Regions from separate parts of the Homo sapiens genome. Here all the other regions are linked to region 3. A link is an interaction called in ENCODE POLR2A ChIA-PET data of the cell type or tissue named here. Cell type or tissue: PC-9. All regions are shown on one strand.

What was found. ChIA-PET counts read pairs that join two places held together with the same protein. Peaks named below come from ENCODE experiments on the same cell type or tissue, not always from the same donor. Only the 100,000 strongest peaks of a DNase experiment are listed, where the experiment ranks them.
Region 1: POLR2A ChIA-PET joins it to region 3 with 9 read pairs; 15 of 35 experiments call an interaction of 5 or more read pairs at or near these places.
Region 2: POLR2A ChIA-PET joins it to region 3 with 14 read pairs; 8 of 35 experiments call an interaction of 5 or more read pairs at or near these places.

What each region holds. Positions count from the first base shown.
Region 1 is chr11:74,508,013-74,510,512 of GRCh38, reverse strand. It overlaps LOC124902712 (a long non-coding RNA gene), which reads right to left. Exons shown (of 2, transcript XR_007062776.1): 2 at 404-1,801. Among named protein-coding and RNA genes, the nearest start is that of LIPT2, 16 kb to the right of the region's middle. In PC-9, no CTCF peak of the experiment used is centred here; no DNase peak of the experiment used is centred here.
Region 2 is chr11:74,249,571-74,252,070 of GRCh38, reverse strand. PPME1 (protein phosphatase methylesterase 1) reads right to left here. Exons shown (of 14, transcript NM_016147.3): 12 at 1,053-1,117; 13 at 356-423. It also overlaps a transcript of P4HA3 not described here. Among named protein-coding and RNA genes, the nearest start is that of P4HA3-AS1, 61 kb to the left of the region's middle. RefSeq lists a silencer at 1,313-1,607. In PC-9, no CTCF peak of the experiment used is centred here; no DNase peak of the experiment used is centred here.
Region 3 is chr11:74,184,598-74,187,097 of GRCh38, reverse strand. All of the region lies in intron 1 of PPME1 (protein phosphatase methylesterase 1), which reads right to left. Among named protein-coding and RNA genes, the nearest start is that of PPME1, 15 kb to the right of the region's middle. In PC-9, no CTCF peak of the experiment used is centred here; a DNase peak (open chromatin) is centred at 1,197; H3K27ac peaks cover 959 bases.

The sequences.
Region 1 (2,500 bases), 320 kb before region 3:
TCTCCAAAGCACATAGATTTCTCTGCAGCGGCAATGGGGAAGGGGTGGCATCAGCAACTCAAGACTGTCTTTCCTATCCTCTTCAGTGTCTCTTTCCATGATATGAAGTAAAACCAGGTATTTTGAGTGCTCACCTGATTTTTGGTTCTAGTGAAGGTGGTTTTTTGTGTAGATAGTTGTTGAATTTCTTGTTCCTGCAGGGAGGACAATTGGTGGGACCTTCTAGTCTTCCACCTTGCACCAACTTCTATGGTACTTTTTATTGAAAGTAAGCAAAATATCAAAGATGACTGAATTTAATGGATGTCATGGAAAGGAATGGCTCATGGACAGGAATATATGAGTAAAAGGGAATATATGGTTCATCAATAATTATATATTTCATAAGTTTTGGACAATAAGGTCAAAAACAAAATAACCTTTATTGGGACACTGTAAGTTTTAGAGGTTTTTTTTTGGCATTGATTTCAATTTGGAAAAAGTTTGCTCTGCTAAGGCAGTAGCAACAGGGATTGTCAATAAAAATCTTAAAGTAACATTAGATTTTAAAAGTAGCATGAATTTTATATATTATGGTCAAATATAGGAACACATAATTACACAATACAAACTATATTTATATGTTAAAATAGATTTATAAAATGGTAAATACGTATAATACATTCTATTTTTATTTCATCATATAAATCACTACCACTCATATAATAATTTTCATCATTCCTTAACACAGTAGCTAAGTCCATAAAGAATCAATATCATGTATATGTAGGTCTACAACTAGACCTACCTACACTACAATATTAGAGTAGTATGAGTTGTTTAATATTGTTTAATATTAATGAGCTGCCACATGCAACTATTGCAAATAGTAAGCCATTCCTGAATTCCTCCAAAACTACAAATCGGAACACAAAAAGAAGCAAGAAAATGGACAATGCTTTTCTGGAAAATGATACCCCATTAGGCATTCATGTTATGTGAGAGAAAAGACTTCACAGGATTAATTGATGTGTGCTTTTCTTACCCAAGAGCTTCTGCCACTCACTTGCTTTCCTTACTCGAGAGCAGTGGCTGTTTCTGGTGTGAACAGCAGCACAACCCACAGAACTTTAGACACAGTCATGTGGTGGAAATGATGGAAATGGTCTCTACCCATGCTTGAATGGGTGGTGGTTACAGAGGTGTATACACTTGTGCAAGCTCCTCAAACTAGGCACTTACATGTGAGCATTTTACTCTATGTAAAATACATGATTTTTTGTTTTGAGGATGTAGGGCAAGATATGTGGGAAAGTGTTTCCCTGGGGCCTGAAGGTTGGAAGAAGGAGTGTTAGGTGTATGGAACACACAGTACCCATACTTAGCACAACTTCTCAATGTCATCTCTCACTTGGACTATAACAATCTTTTTTTTTTTTTTTTTTTTTTTTTGAGACAAGGTCTTGTTATGTTGCCCCAGGCTATAGTTCTGTGGTGTGAACACAGTTCACTGCAGCCTCAACCTCTTGGACTCAAGAGATCCTCTTGCCTCAGCTTCCCAAGTAGTTGGGACCACAGGCATGCACCATCACACCTGGCTGGTTTTTTACCTTTATTTTTTGTAGAGATGGGGTTCCACTATGTTGCCCAGGCTGGTCTCGAACTCCTGGGCTCAGGCGATCCTCTCGCCTCCACCTCCCAAAGTGCTGGGATTATACATACATAAGCCACCATGCCCAGCCAACAATGTCTTCTTAATAGGCCTCTCTGCCTTTACTCTTGCCTTCCTCAAGCCTGTTCTCCACATAACAACCAGCTTGATCTTAAAACAAAAATGGCATTGTGTCACTATCTTATTTAAAACCATTCAATTGCATTCCCTTTGCTCTTTAAGATGCAGACCAACAACCTGGAAGTGATTTTTAGGGTGTTCCATGACCTGGCCTCTGTGCATCTCTCTGGCCTCATTTCACAGCACCATCACTGAGCCTTCTGTTTTCCTAAAGCTGCCACCCTAAACCTTAACATGGGCTCTTCTCTCTGGCTGAATGGTTTTCTCCTGGATGGCACTGGTTTGTCCTTCAGCCTCCTCAGACCACGCTCCTGTTTTAGGCTCTATCACCAGACTCTGTCTAGTAATTTATTTTATTGTCACCAGGTTTGTTGGCTCCCCTACCACCACAAACAGGCAAGGACTGTTATAATCATTGCACTTCTAGCTCCTACTTCAATTCCTGCCACAATGAAAGGAGCTAGAAGTACAATGAATATAATAGTCCTTGTGTAAATATTGTTGGATAAATGAATTTGTTTATTTCTGGTGTTTATTTGAGATAGGGTCTTGCTCTGTCACTCAGGCTGGAATGCAGTGATGTAGTGATGGCTCACTGCAGCCTCGAATTCCTGGGCTTAAGTGATCTTCTCACCTCAGCCTCCCAAGTAGCTGGAACTACAGGCATATACCACCACACCTGGCTAATTTAAAAAAAAATTTTGTAGAGACAGGGTCTCACTATGCTGC
Region 2 (2,500 bases), 65 kb before region 3:
CAGCAGGGCAGGAGAAGCCAAAGAAAACTTCTCTAGGAGCCTGGAAAAGGACTGATTCCTATCCCAGCCTCCTCAAAGGGGCACCTCAAGAAGAAATGCACATCACAGTGGGGAGTGAGACTAGGCACAATTTAATCACAGCCTCAGCATCAACCCGTGGGAGCACAGCACAAAGAAACAACCAACCATGGCTTTGTAGAAACAGACATGCCAGGCTCTTCACTGAGGAGGAGGAAGAAAGGCATGGTGACCAAACCAGGCAGGGGTAAGGCAGAGATATTTACAGTCCTACAAGTGTCTGCTTGTCAGATTCGGCCAGCACTGCTGGGTTCTTAAACCCTTGTACCCGCCTTACCACTGGAATCCACCGATGGGTTCTGCAAACCTGTGCCGGATCAGGAAAGTGGCAACAGCTTCAGCTACCTGGAAATGGGAGAGATATTCCAGGCCATATAAAGGTTAGTGATGGGGCTTAGCCTTGGGCTGTGAGCTACTGTTAGATGGTTAGGCTCTACGGTGCCCTCATCCCACCCACAGGTCTGAGTGGCTTGAAATTAAAAGGACCTAGGCCCTCCCTAGCAGAGCTAGAAGACTCCTCCCCACTATCCTTGCCAGGGATAGCTCCATAGAGCTCAAGAGGAATGACGTGAAGGGCTTATGTGTGCCCTCAGAGTTACAGAATGGTGTTTTCTCACAGGAGGAGCCCATATTAATTCCTAACTGTGCCTGTGGTTTAGGGAGCAGTTTCTACCCTAATCATCCCTCTTCCATCTCTGGCTTTTGGGGGTATTGGAGAAGTAGAGCTTAAGATCTTAACCACAGGGCCCTGGGATGAAATAGCAGAGTGTCAGTAGCTCCTCAGCACATATACACAAAACCAATACCATAAGCAGCTGCCAGGGAGAAGTTGGAGAGCTGGTGGAACTGCATCTGCATAGGCTCCACAGCAGCTGCTGCAGGCAATGCAGGCTGAGACTCAGAGACTTGTCTTCTGTGACATCCAGGGTTATTCTCACAGTTGTCCTTTTACAGTCACTGAGCACCAGACTCACCTTGTCAGGGGCATCCTCATGGACTGCATGGCCACACTGGGGTAGGACCTGCATCTGGAACTTCCCTGGAGAGGAATCAAAGCAAGGCAACTTCAGCGACTAAAAGAGCCCTCTCTTATGCAGCCTCATAGGTCATTCCAGGAGCCCAGGACCTACCTCCCCATTTCCAACCTCACCTCAATACTCTGGACCCAATTATCAAGTCTTGCTGAGGATGGTAATACAAGTAATTGTAACCTTGCGCCAATCATTTCCCTTCACTTTTTCCTTCTGTCCTATTTAGTGTACATTTACTGTGGGCCAGAGACACATAGAAGAAACAGTTCTTGTCCTCAGGGGATTTACAGTCCAGTAGGGGAGTAAAACACAAAAACCAACATTTTAATGCAGCATGTCATTCCTATGATAAAACTGGCTACATGGGGCTGTAAGAGCATAAGAAAGGGAACTTCACAATCCAAGAGGGAACCAGGAAGGAAGGAAGGCTTGAAATGGCTTGGAATACAAGAAGCTTGGCATGGTGCTTATGAGAGTGGTTAACAATAAGGCTGGAGAGGTAAGCAGGGGCCAAACCATTAAGGATTTTGTAAGCTATGTTAAGGATTCAAAATGTATTATTACAATAATAAGTTACCATCTGAGCACTTAAGCATGTGCCAGGCATTGTACTAAGCACTTTCTCATACTGTCTTACAGAACACTGTAAGCTCGTAACTAATGCGACAATGATTGAGAATGAACAGCGATGACTGATAAAGAAGATCCCTAAGGAGACTAAAGGATATGAGACCCAGAGCCCCCATAAGTAGAGACAGCAGATTTTCTCAGCCTCAGATTCTCTATTTATAAAATAAAGGAATGGGCTTGAAAGTTCTTCTGGTCATTACATCCTGTGGTTCTTACCCCAGTTACGCAGGATTCAAAAGTTTTCAGTGTATTCTTCTATCCATTTTTAAAGTTGATTCTCAAAATCTACCCTATACAATTAAGCACAAAAATACTGAAATTCTTTTCTGAGATGATGAAACTGAGGCCATGATTAGTGAAGTAACCTGCCCAAGGCCACTTCATTAATTAGTGGAGGAATAAGATGATCCCATTTAGTAAAGTCCATCCTGTGCCCCTCCTCCTGCAGTAAGCTGCCTCTCTCTGGGTGCTCAAGCCTAGTCACCTCTCCCTTCTAGCTCCTAAAGTTGTTAATGCACTTGGATCCAAACACAGAGCAGCACATGGCCCTCTTGTAAGTTTCAAGTAAGTTTACATTTTACATGCCACTGGTGCTTGCCTCCCCAGGAGTGTGTCATTTCCATAAGAACAGGGGACAATGGTGTTATTACTTGCTCTATATCCCTAATAAGACCTAACACAGGGTAGGGCACTGAGTAGATGCTTAAGTCTTTAGCGAATGAATGATGAACAAATGACTAGATCCAAAACTTACAACTCCA
Region 3 (2,500 bases):
ATGATATAGAATTGAGGGTTCAAAAACAAACACATACATTTATGGTCAATTGACTTTTGACAAGGATGCCAAGATAACTGTATAGGAAAAGAAACCTTTTCAATTAAATCATACTGGGATAACTGGATATCCACATGCAAAAGAATGAAGTTGGACTCATTCCTCATATCATACATAAAAATTAACTCAAAATGGATCACAGACTTGCATGTATGAGCCAAAACTAGAAAACTCTTAGAAGAAAACTCTAAGCCCCCTTTCACAGGCACCTAGTACCTGGAATTCTTGAGCCTTTATAGGATAGTGATATGGATTAGCTTGCACTTTCATTCTCTTTCTACAAGTAGTTTTCAGTTTTCTCTTCTAAATATTTATCAACTTGCTTTCTAGCTTCCTAAATTTTGTTAGCATCTTATATCCCTACTCTTCTTTGTCCTTTAGCTTTATTCCTTTTTCCAAATTACTATAACTTAATGAAATTTGAGGAGACAATGGAGATAAACACAGGAATTAATTTCTACACCAAGCCTCTGGGGTAGCTATTATTATCCCCATTTTCCAAACGAGAAAACTAAGGCCAATGGAGTTTAAATAACTTGTCTAAGACCATGGGAAGTAGCTGAGCTAGAATCTGACTCTCAGGGTTATTTCCTTACCATTTTCAATACTATCCTCAAAATAATATTAAGTTCCCCATTCTTGAAATCATCAAAGCTGGCAATGAACACCCTGAAAATCCCTAGGAAGAGGACTGGTTCCTGCTGTAGGGATAGTAATGATTGGGAGAAGAACCTTGTAGCAAGGTTGAGCACCATATAGACTAAGAACAAAGTCAAGGTTTAGAACTATTATGATCATGATCACAGGGAGCTGAAGAGTGAAGTGAGAAGGAAGAATCAAGGAAAACTCTCAAGTTTTCCTGATGCCATTCACAGACAGAGAATACAGAAGGCCTTCTTAAAGAGTTCTAATTTATTAAATACTGATTTACCATGTGCTTGAAAATCCTAGCTCCCATTACTATTACTTTTCTGTGTTGAGCATCGTGGAATCCAAAAATGGAAACAGAAGCATTTCACAAAATGTCTTGCATTAAGCAGAACAGGACACGTACAGCCCAATATATGATGTGCTTTCAAGCAAATAAATGAAACCTTACCTCACTTAAAACCATCTTCAGATAAGATACTTAAGCCATAGGAACTTCCAACCTGCTGAGTCAGACCACATAAAAATATACTTTGCTTAAAGTGCATGGATAAACACAGACTGCTGTAGCACAGGGAGAACAGGTGTAATCTTATACCTTTGATAATAAAGAATTGTACTTTGCCTAAATTAGAAAATAAATTTTCTAAATTTTATTTCCACCTTTCACCCAACAGGAAAACAACATAATTATTAACTTCTTTTTCTACAACTCGAAAAGTTAAAAAAAAAAAAAAAAGATATAATGACAACTTTTCTAAAATGATCTGGCCTCAAACAAAAAAAAAAGCCACTGAAACACCATTAATGAAAGCAAGAGAACAGACAGAATACAGACTTTTTGATGTTTTGCAAAGGCTAATGCAGTTGCTTACCCTCAAAATCAACGTGTGTGGCATTACCCAATAGTCAGCATTTATGTAAGCTACTATTCTGCCAAAACAGCAAGAAAACAAGCAGGTTTCAAGTTTAAAAACCAATGAGGTTCATATAAAAGCCTCTAATGAAGTATATTTCAGACCAACAGCCATACGATCCCCTCCCCAGACTCATCTGAATGTCATGATGATCTAGAATAAAAGACATACTTCAGACCAGGCGCGGTGGCTCACACCTGTAATCCCAGCACTTTGGGAGGCCAAGGTGGGTGGATCACGAGGTCAGGAGTTCGAGACCAGCCTGACCAACATGGTGAAACCCCATCTCTACTAAAAATACAAAAATTAGCCGGTTGTGGTGACATGTGCCTGTAATCCCAGCTACTCAGGAGGCTGAGGCAGGAGAATCGCTTGAAGCCGGGAGGTGGAGGTTGCAGTGAGCTGAGATTGCGCCACTGCACTCCAGCCTGGGTGACAGAGTGAGACTCTGTCTCAAAAAAAAAAAAAAAAAAAAAAAAAAAAGACATACTTCATAAGCAAACAGTAAATATCATTAGGGCAATCATTTCAGAGCTTCTTTCCAGTCACAATTTGCTTATATAAGCAGCTAATTTAATCTCAATTCAATTGAAGAGACATTTTGAGTACATCCTGCATGGCAGGCCCTGATATACTTCCTAGGCACTAGGGAAACAAGCAGACTAGAAGTTCCCATTGATTAAAATTTAGTCCTTTCCTTCAAAGAGCTCATGCAGGGGGGAAATAGGTAAACAGTCACTGTACACTATGGCTATGAAATAATCCATCAGAGCTCATAAACGGCACACCCAGTCTTTCTTGTGGAACACATGTTAATATAATTAGATGGGAAAAGGATTCACAAGGATGATATCTGGCGTGAAGATTTTGTTAAA